2 separate regions of the Homo sapiens genome follow, and region 2 is linked to region 1. The links are chromatin contacts, found by Hi-C or POLR2A ChIA-PET in ENCODE. All regions are on one chromosome and are shown on one strand. The core of a region is the stretch at or near the end of the contact, and the rest is flanking DNA. Distances in the headings are between cores, read along the strand shown. Region 1 overlaps SHROOM3 (shroom family member 3). Region 2 overlaps LOC107986292 (a long non-coding RNA gene).

Region 1 (4,970 bases), core at 2,439-4,938:
ATTCTCTCCAGGAGGAAGCCTTTTTCCTTCTTGCCCTTCCTGATTGATCTTCTGAGAGCTCGAATGCTGCTGGACACGTACCCCTTTCTATTATTACTTTGTAGTAGAAAGAAAGTTAATGAAACTGAGAACTGATTGGAGGGTGTTTGATCATTTAGTTTTTAACAGGCTGAGGCAACATGGATCAGTGTGTGTCCCCCTCAGGAATGTATCCACAGTGGCCTTCCTTGCTGGTGGGCAGTGTATCCTGATGGCAGGGTACAAGTACCATTAATGAAGGGTCTGCAACATAAAGCCTTAAAAAGACACACACTAAGAAAACTGTAAAACCTTGAACATTGTTATTTATATTTTTTAAAATGGAAAAGATCACTATGTTTGTTGTGCTAACCACTTATTTGATTCTGTTTTGTGGTGGACATAGATGATTACGTTTGAGCTTTGTATTTTGTGAAAACCTTAATGAAATGAATTCCAAAGATAGTCACGTTGAGCGTGAAGACTTTTTTTCTTACATTCCTGTCTTATTTTTACCAACACGAGCAGGCATTCTGCGCTTCCACTGGACTGAGTATGGGGGAGTCCTGCTCCCCTCCTGTCTCACACCTTCCCCAGGAGGAAGGCCTCATGCACTGCGGTTATTGCATCATTTCCTAGTGCTTCATGTCATTATCACTGGTGGGGAAACAAAGCTAAATTTTATTAACAAAGACAACTCTCAGACCTATATAATAGGAGGAGGACGTCCAGAATCCAACAAAATTCAAACGGAGCCCATGCTGTTCTCCTGAACAAGATTTGGGCTAAATACGGCCTGTTTATTGAGGCTGTTTTAATGATGCTTTAAAAAAAAAAAATGTTTTCTAAAATGTCAAACCTGTTGACCACACTTTGATTAAAAACTGCCTCCTTAACCTCTGAAGACTGATTTTGCTTTATCATGTTTCAATAATAACATTTCAGAGGTTACTCTGTAGCCCCAGTTGTAAGCTTATAAAAACAAACTGGAAGGCTGAGGAGGTTATGGGCTGGCAGCCAGGCTATGTTTACAGCTGCTGGAGATGGCAGTAGCCTTATACTTTGAGCAGGTAGTACATCCCAGGCTGTGCTAGAGGTAGATTTGTTTTTTCACGTTTGATCTGTGGCTGGTGGCCACCTTTGTTGATTTGGGCTTACGAGTTTCATAGTAGCCAGTCTTAGAAAATTGGGGGAGTAAAATTTTGAAGTAAAAAAAAAAAAAAAATGACAAGGGAACCAAATGCTCCTTCTCCCCTTAGTACATTTTCATTACTTAATGAAGTTTTATCTCCTATGTAAGAATATCAAAATTGTAGTTTGGGTCTCCAGTAGAGATGTCTTTTGATTAACTTATAAACAACTGGCCACCCAGAAGTTTCCTTTGCATAGTCAACCAAAGCTATGGCTTTGTTCTTTGGAGCTTATATACTGCATGACTCCATTGATACAAATAAGACAGCACCTTGGTTTCCCAGGGATGTTTTCATTCAGAGGTCCTGTCTCCCAGGAAAGCAGTAGAACCAGTGACAGCATTCAACAGCCACACTGCATGGTCATCAGTCTTAGGCCAACATGGGAGCCTGAAATTAACTCCATCAGTAACTACCTGTGTGTCTTGCTGATACTGAATGAGCCCTCACAAGCCAAGCCAGGTGGAAGACAGCCAGCAAACGTCTACAGTTATTCTTAGTGAAATTCCTCAGAGGAATCCAGGGGGCTCCCAGTTCCCAACACTCTTCGAGATGACCATTTTTCGGGATTTGACTGGGGAACATTTTACATATTCAGTCTTTCTCAAAAATTTTTATTTATTTTCTTGAGAAAGGGTCTTACTATGTTGCCCAGGCTGGAGTGCAGAGTGGTGCGATAACAGCTCATTGCAGTCTGAACCTCTGAGGCTCAAGCCATCCTCCCATCTCAGCCTCCCAAGTAGCTGGGACCACAGGTGTGCACCACTATGCTTGGCTAATTTTTTGATTTTTTATAGAGACGGGGGTCTCGCTATGTTGCCCAGGCTGGTTTCAAACTCCTGGGCTCAAGGGATCCTTCCGCTTTGGTCCCAGAAGTGCTGGGATTACAGGCATGAGCCACTTCACCCAGCCACTTTTCTAATTTATAGACATAAAAGTAATTGACTCCCACAGCACAGTAACAGGCAATGCTGCTTGGCATGCCACAAACATCTGAAAGCTTGTGACACTCCTAGGATTGTGTCCATTCTTTCATTATGTGGAAACTTTGTTCTGTTATGTGAAATGGGTAAGGCACCAAGTGAGACTTTGAAATCTAATTTTTAGGTGGATGTGATATTTATTGTAATAGGACTTGACCTCTGTACTTTAAAGAAATCACTAACCAAATTTTCAAAGTTTCCTTTTAAATGCGTTTAGCTAGAAATCTATGTATTTATCCCTTTCCTATTTTGCATTCTTCTCCCACTATTTTTAAAAACTCATTTACAGTAGAAACCATTCTTCTTTCTCCCAACAGTATCCTTTGCCAAGACCATGAGAACAGTAAGGAGCATGTTGTTGGTCAGGGTTTCAGAATACGCGTGATGTCACTGAGAATGTTTGCTCACAGTCAATAATTGTCTTTGTGGATGTGATAATTTTGGAGATACACTTCTGGTCAGAACTCAGGTGAGATAATCTTGCAATACTCCAAATGCAGATACTCCAGCCACCCGCAAGGTTCCAGGAAAGGACAATGTCCTGCGAGAAAATCAGGAGGCCTCCACTTCCTGGGCCACTTGAGAAGTTCCTGGGCATGTCACTACATGTTGGTTGACTCAGCCATTTCTCATGCTGTTTTGTTTCTTGCGGTGGCCACTTAACCCCAAAGAATGAAGGGAGGATCCACAGTGAAAGTGCCTGAGTTTCTCTATGAGACCAGATGCTGTCGAAACCAAACATCTTTTCCTTTGCTCTATGGGAACATTTTAGGGTTTGTTTTGCACAGCTGGTTTCCAGACTAGAAGATTAACAAGTTTGGGTCCACCCCTAAGAATCAGTGGCTGTCTTTTAAGGTGAGGAGTGTGGGCTTAACTGAGGTCCTTTGAGGGAGCTATAAAGGAGAAACAACCTGGGACATCCCAGTTTTCCTATTCCTCCACTGTTAATATCTCATCTAAAATAATTCATGAGTTTAAATGGTAAATATATGCTTTAAGCTCTACCTTTAAACTTGTATGTTATTCAGGCATCTCTTATTAAGATACTGGGTCTCTGGATACCCAAGGAAATGTTGGCTTTTTATTCTTATGTGGTTCCAAATTTACTTCTCTTCAGTTTAATTGTCCATGGTAGTGCTGGCTTCATTGTTAGGTTGGAGTTATTATTTTCCTTTTAGAACAACATGAATTTTATTCACCTTACTATTAGAAAAAGGAATAACTACAGCCAGAAATAACTTCATTTCCTACAAGGTATAAAAAGTGGTCAAGTGAATGTGAAGGGGCTTTTCTACACAGGAATATATTATCGGGAACAAAGTATTTCCTGCTGCCTTAACTCTTTGGGATGCATAGGATAAAATGATAAAGACCATTTTAATATCAGAAAGGGTTGTCTTATTAATTTTTAAATAAAACTTCACATTTCTTAATGGGGAGCTCATTCAGAAACTAAATAATGGTTTCTCAAAGTGTGGTCAGGATACGATCTGCATCAGAATCCTTGGAATGCTTGTTAAAAATACCAATTGCTATGACAAAACCAAGTCTGCTGGAAACTGCATTTCAGCAGGTTTCCCATGTTATTCTGATGTATTTTAACATTTGAGAGCCACTACCAATCATCTGTACAGTTCCTACTGTTATGATCACAATAAGACTAACATGAATTTAATAATCTGAATAATTTTTAAAATTTAAATAAACAGAAATTGAAGTTAAATTTAAAAATAAAAATAACCTCAGAAGTTGAAAGTCCTGTCATATTTATTCTATTAGCTATATAAGTTTATACTGTCTCCACTACTTTTATATAATCCCCAAGGTTGTGATACAGATTTTGTTCCCTGTTTACTCTTTTTTAGATCTGTTTTAAACAAGTTATGCACTTATTCAGATTTAATTGCACTAATTATTTTTCCTCAAAAGGAATCAGTTTTATCACACATTGCCAGTAATTTTAAGTTCTGCCCTGACTGAAATTAATCAACTGGCCTTTTCAGTGGGAACTTTACTGATTTAGTGGGAATCAGATTCCTGTTGCTTCATCACAAATGTTATCCTACATATGAGTTAGAACCTCTCCTTGGTGTGGATTTGACAATTTAGCTAATGAAACAAGACTGTGTTCATTTTCTTTGAGAAATGAAAGCAGCTGTCACCCAATTTTGAAACTCTAAAATCAAAATTAGGCAAGAAGAAAGTTGTGAATGAAAAAACTGGCTCATTGATTCCTACTTCATTCTATAAATTATTCTCTAGGTGGAAAGGCAGCTGTATTTCTTGCTTAAACACTGGTATTGCTATTGCTTTACAGTAGGTTGAACAGGGGAAATATTTATATAAAGAGTTATTAAATTCTGATAAACGAGTGACTATAGGACATAAGGAAATTCTCTCTGGTACCCTAGAGCTAAGGAAGAGTACTCAAGGAAAGACAAACTGGGAAAGAGTCCCAAGCCTGAGGTTCAGACCTCCTTGGAGAACTGAACTCGACCCACATAGCAGGGAAGTTAGCTGGTTTGCCCAGGCTGGAACTGGTCTGCAGTCCCTGAGCGCATAGGAAGCAACCCTCCAGAGTGCAGGCTGGGTCAGTCCACCAGCAACCAACAGCCTGGCTGTGCACAGAGTGGGGGCCTGCAGCAGGCGTGGCTGCCCAGTGGGAACCCTCCAGGTCACAGGTGATCCTCACAGGATCTTCAGAGAGTGAGGAGCCAGTGTTGGCAGAAGGCCTTCCGGGCACTGATGCAGCAGGAATCTTTCAGGGCTCAAGTTTGTA
Region 2 (5,220 bases), core at 1,748-4,247, 410 kb after region 1:
TTCCAGGATGCCATGTCTCCTTTCTTCTTCCTTCCTTTACAGGCAGTGCTGTGTAGTGTGCTGACTACAGGTAAGGATTCTGGAGCCAGACTGCTTGGGTTTGAATCCACGTCCACTACTGTGGCTGTGCTACCTTAGGCCAATTTTTCATCCTTGTGTGGTTCAGATTCCTCATGTGGGACATGAAGACCAATAATAGAATTGTTGTGAGAGTTAAATGAGTCAATATGTATTGCACGTGGAACAGATCTGGTTAATAGTGCTATATGTGCTTGTGCCATGAACTAGTTCTAGATGCTTTACAAACATAATATCAACCAACTCTCACAACAGTTTTATAAGGAAGCACTATTTGTATCCCTATTTCACAGCCTGAGAAAACAGAAGCTTAGAGAGGTTAGCTAGTGTGAGGTCACAGAGCTAGTAGGTAGTAGAGTTGGGAATTAAACCCAGGTTTTTCTGTCTACCTGTAAAGTCTGTGTTCTTGACCACTATTTACCCAGTCTTCCATAGTAGGTGTTTTAAATTTTTGAGAAAGTTTTTTGTCTTTTTTTTTTTTTTTATTTTAATGGAGTCTCGCTCGCTCTGTTGCCCAGGCTGGAGTGCAATGGCATGATCTCAGTTCACTGCTTGAACCTCCTGGGTTCAAGCAATTCTCCTGCCTCAGCCTCCCAAGTAGCTGGGACTACAGGCGCCTGCCACCATGACCGGCTAATTTTTTTTGTATTTTTAGTAGAGACGGGGTTTCACCATGTTGCCTATGGCTGGTCTCCAACTCCTGGCCTCAAGTGATCCACTCCCCTTGGCCTCCCAAGGTGTTGGCATTACAGGCGTGAGCCACCGCACCCGGCCGAAAGGTTTTTTTAAACAGTTCTTCTCCAGCATGTTTGGCAATTTTGTTGATTCTATCTGGCTACCCTAAAGGAAGAGTATCTATCTCCTTTCTCCTGACTACAAGTATGTGAACACTCAAGATGAAAGAAGGGGACTAGCATCAGTAAATTCCCGGAAAGCACTGGTGACAGTCGCAGGAATAAACTAGGTCAATTTGTGTCTCATTGTCCATTGACCTATTGCCTTAGACTTGGTTAGATCTCAGTGTGATTCCAGCTGGCCTCTCAGCTTCTCTTCTTTTCATCCTCACATCTATCCTCCAATGGGATTCATGTAGCTAAACTTGCAGCTTTTCAAAAACTTTTGCTCTAAATACCTCTAATAATGGATAAGTGCCTCTGGAAACTCTGGGGAAGGTAGAGTTTAAAGCAGTCTGTGATAAGCATAAGATTTCTTTGAAGGCTCATGTTTTCTTAAGATTTCATGCAAATTTTACAATGTATTTCCTTTTTTTAAATTTTAAATCAATGTTTTATCTAGGAATGATTTTAGATTTACATAAAAATTGAGGGATAGTAAAGTGAATAACATATTCTCTTCACCTAGTTTCCCCTAATGTTAACATCTAATGTAACCACAGTACATTTGTCAAAACGAAAAGATTAACATTCGTATATTGCTAAGAACTCCAAACTTATTTGGATTTCACCAGTTTTTTTTTTTCACTAATATAGATTTTTTTGTTGTTGTTGTTCCAGAATCCCATCCAGGGTATGACATTGAACTTACTCATCACGTCTCTATAGTGTCTTCTGGTATGTAATACTTTCTCAGTCTTTCTTTATTTCCATAACCTTGATTAACTGTTTTGAAGATTACTGGTCAGCATTTTGTAGAATGGCTGTCAGTTTGACTTTGATGTTTTTCTTATGATTATGTTAGGGGTATGGGGTTTGAAGAAGCATACCATGGGAGCGAAGTGCTCTTCTCATCATATCAGGGGGTACATAATAGCAACATGGTTTATCTTTGATCATATTAATCTGGATCACTTGGTTAAGATAGTGCCTGCGAGGTTTCTTTTTTTGAGATGGAGTCTTGCTCTATCGCCCAGGCTGGACTGCAGTGGCGCGATCGTGGCTAACTGCAAGCTCCGCCTCCCGGGTTCACGCCTTTCTCTTGCCTCAGCCTCCCGAGTAGCTGGGACTACAGGGGCCCGCCACCATGCCCGGCTAATTTTTTGTATTTTTAGTAGAGACGGGGTTTCACCGTGTTGACCAGGATGATCTCAATCTCCTGACCTCGTGATCCGCCCACGTAGGCCTCCTAAAGTGCTGGGATTACAGGCGTGAGCCACCGCGCCCGGCTGAGGTTTCTGTACTATACAGTTATTACTTTTCCCTTCGTCTACTCTGTTCTTTGGAAGGGATTCTCTAAAACTTGCTCAGACTCAAGGAACGGGTGTGGTGATTAAACTCCACCTCCTGGAGTGGGGAGTTACATATATTATTTGAACTTTTTCTGCAAGAAAGATTTATCTCTTTTCCCATTCATTTATTTATATTGGTTTGGATTACTATTGTCTTAATATAAAATAAATCTTTTTATCCCCAAATGTACAAGTGGAATGACTTTCCAGAAACATGTGAGTCCTGAGGATACTCATACTTTCTAGCCCGCCGTTTGCGAAGCACAGACAAAACCCAAAGCCTCACTGGGTTACTTCCTTGCTTCCATTGAGTCATCCTCCTCAATAATACTTGTGAATGAACGAATAAATGCATAACACGCACAGGTGAGCGATGAGAAATACCAGCGTTGTCTGACGGTAAGGATATTTGTGTTCAACACCAGTGTCTGACCAAATAGCTACTCATATTTCTTCTGAAATTCTTTAGGGCACACTAAACATCTTCCATGTTGTCTAAGTGCTGGAAGGGAAATTGATTCAGCCACTTTTTGAAGGTGACTCTAAATTATTCTCTCAAAATACTCAACAGCCTTTACAATGTAGTTAAAAAAAAAAAGCGGGTGGAGGGGAGAAATGCCTGTCTAAAGTAGGAAGCCCCAAGAGAAAGCCCTGGGGCGTCCAGAGGCTTGGTTTCACCTGGCAGCCGTCTGGGACCAATTGCGGAGTTGAAGTAGCTCCTACGCTTTCTCATTGGTCCTCACCCAGGGGGAAGGCGTGGCTTCAAGTGTAAAAGGCGAGGAAGCCTGGCGGGGCTGTGGGTTGTTCCGCTGGTGGATGGTTTGGGGTTGGTCGGGCGGGGTTTCTTCCAAAGCTTTGTAGGCCTGCGAGGTACTAAGAAGTTCTCTGGTGGCTGGAGGGGTGGGTGGAAAGGACCAAGCTCTTGGTAATTCTCAAGGGGGAACTTTGGTTAGCTTGCTTTAGAAGTGAAAGATGAACGAAGAAAAAAGCGAGGGCACTTAAGCGGACTAAGGAACTCGAAAGAAGGGGAACTAGGCGTTGTGTGTGGGCAGAAAATACCTCCTAGGAGGTCACAGCAACTCCCTGAAGTCGTTTTTAGCAGGCTTGCCTCTTCCAGTTACTGTGCTTTCTTAGAGTTTGTTCTTTTAGAAGCTTAAGATACAATCTTGAATTGAGGTTTCTTCTCTCATGCTCAAGCCTTACTTGCTGAGAAGGCTCCTGTCTCTTGACTTCTGTTTAATCTCTACCATAGACTTTAGCAAAGCCACTCTTATAGCTAACTTACTGAAGTTACGTAAACTCCAAGAGAAATACACGGGTTTAGAGGTTCTACGTTTAAAGCAAGCGCAGCAATCTTTAGAACTTCCTTTTAGCTATTTGGAATCCCAAAGTCTCTATTAAACACCTGTCTGGAGTAATGGTGGAAAGTGACTAAAAAGCTAGCTTCTCATCTCTTCAGAGACTAAAAATTAGATCCACTTCGATGAAAACCATAAGAAAATGTAGATCAACTTTGAATTAGTTTTTTTTTGAGGGTAGGAAACGTCCCTTTGTGACCTATTAGTAAAAAAAACTAAAATGAACTTCAAGCATGTGGCTTTTAAGACTCCTTACTAGGAAGTTAGGATCTTAATCATATTCAGCAGAAAGCAGCTGTCTGCCTCGAAGACACGCAACCTGTGGGCTGCAACTGACCTTCCACCTGGTTGTGGAGGTGGGAGACTCGTTGACTGGCAAGCCTCAGGTAATGTCAGACTGACACACCTGAAAGCACTTCTGATAGCAGTTAGAAACTTAGTAGTTGAAACAGGAAATTTCATCTAGTTGAACAGATCGTTAGCATTGAGAATGGACACTTCCTTTAGGCTTACTAGGAAAGGCAAACCATCTGTCATGGAAAAGATAAAGTGGCATCTTAGTGACAGACTCAAAAGTACACAGCATGATGGATATGTTCATTATCTTGACTGACAATTTCACAGGTGCGATGGTAGCAAGTTACATAGCTTAAATATCGTAATTCTTGCGTGCCAGCTACAGAAAAGTGCTTTTTAAAACCATGTCCAGTCATGTAGGTCCACCTGCCTTAACCTGAACAAGGGTGAATAAATACATGGGTAGGGACATGAAGCACTCTCCCCTCATCCCCATCAGCATGGAGTTACTTTCTTCACACTGTCCTTACAAAGCAGGGTTCAAGGAGAAGAGCAGAGTTCTTTCCTTCATGTAGATAATCTGATCAAGGGATGTGTCTCCCAGGCTGACAATCCACTTGACAAAGAGTCACTTGACAGGTCTGGGATCTCGAAGCCCAAGGCTTTCCAACACTGTTAGTTAAGTGCTGTAATTAGAGCTGGGGTGCTGGGGCAGGGAAGGCTCCTGCAGGATGGTCAAGGATGGGAATAGGTGGCCTTGTTTTTCCACAGTTGCTTAACATTAAAAACTAGTCTTCTGATTAGTCATCCTGTAGCATTCTCACCTGTACTTGTGTCCTTTTACTGATAGCAAAACTTTCTCTGCTTTTATAGACTCCAGAAGCTAATACAGCAGTGACTTAGTCCTGCCAAATAAGAATTTGGTCAAATTTAAGTGCATGGTACGGATGCCTTATCTCCCTAATCCTTTTCCCGTTTTTGTAAACTTCAACCACTATAAAAGCCGAGGGAAACAAAAACTAACTTTACATAAACAACTTTACTTCAAAACTAATACTCTGGGCTGGGTGAGGTGGCTCACGCTTGTAATCCCAGCACTTTGGGAGGCTGAGGCGGGTGGATTGCCTGAGGTCAGGAGTTCAAGACCAGCCTGGCCAACATGGCGAAAACCCTATCTCTACTAAAAATACAAAAATTAGCTGGGCGTGGTGGCAGGTGCCTGTAATCCCAGTTACTCTGGAGGCTGAGGCAGGAGAATCATCTCTTGAACCTGGGAGACAGAGGTTGCAATGGGCCGAGATT

Evidence for each region. A loop is a pair of places that touch in the nucleus more often than their neighbours do. ChIA-PET counts read pairs that join two places held with the same protein, here RNA polymerase II (POLR2A). Pooled maps may share reads with other maps.
Region 2: a map with no recorded cell type shows a loop between it and region 1 (2.3-fold over the local background). The contact joins two enhancer-like sites. A Hi-C loop is called at or near these places in 2 of 168 maps with a recorded cell type or tissue (DLD1 and ascending aorta), 3 of 37 single-sample maps with no recorded cell type and 2 of 50 pooled maps. POLR2A ChIA-PET finds 5 or more read pairs at or near these places in 1 of 52 experiments (activated T-cell).

What each region holds. Positions count from the first base shown.
Region 1 is chr4:76,779,308-76,784,277 of GRCh38, forward strand. SHROOM3 (shroom family member 3) reads left to right here. Exons shown (of 11, transcript NM_020859.4): 11 at 1-3,946. The region is part of intron 1 of SHROOM3-AS1 (SHROOM3 antisense RNA 1); the gene reads right to left. Among named protein-coding and RNA genes, the nearest start is that of SHROOM3-AS1, 21 kb to the right of the region's middle. RefSeq lists enhancers at 2,196-3,395, 2,435-3,394, 2,526-2,895, 2,629-2,923. Within about 2 kb of position 3,689, at least 6 of the 41 ENCODE cell types and tissues checked have a DNase peak (open chromatin) inside an H3K27ac peak, as active enhancers do.
Region 2 is chr4:77,190,619-77,195,838 of GRCh38, forward strand. It overlaps LOC107986292 (a long non-coding RNA gene), which reads left to right. Exons shown (of 4, transcript XR_001741742.1): 4 at 1,593-1,955. Among named protein-coding and RNA genes, the nearest start is that of CCNG2, 36 kb to the left of the region's middle. RefSeq lists an enhancer at 3,237-3,286. Within about 2 kb of position 2,998, at least 7 of the 41 ENCODE cell types and tissues checked have a DNase peak (open chromatin) inside an H3K27ac peak, as active enhancers do.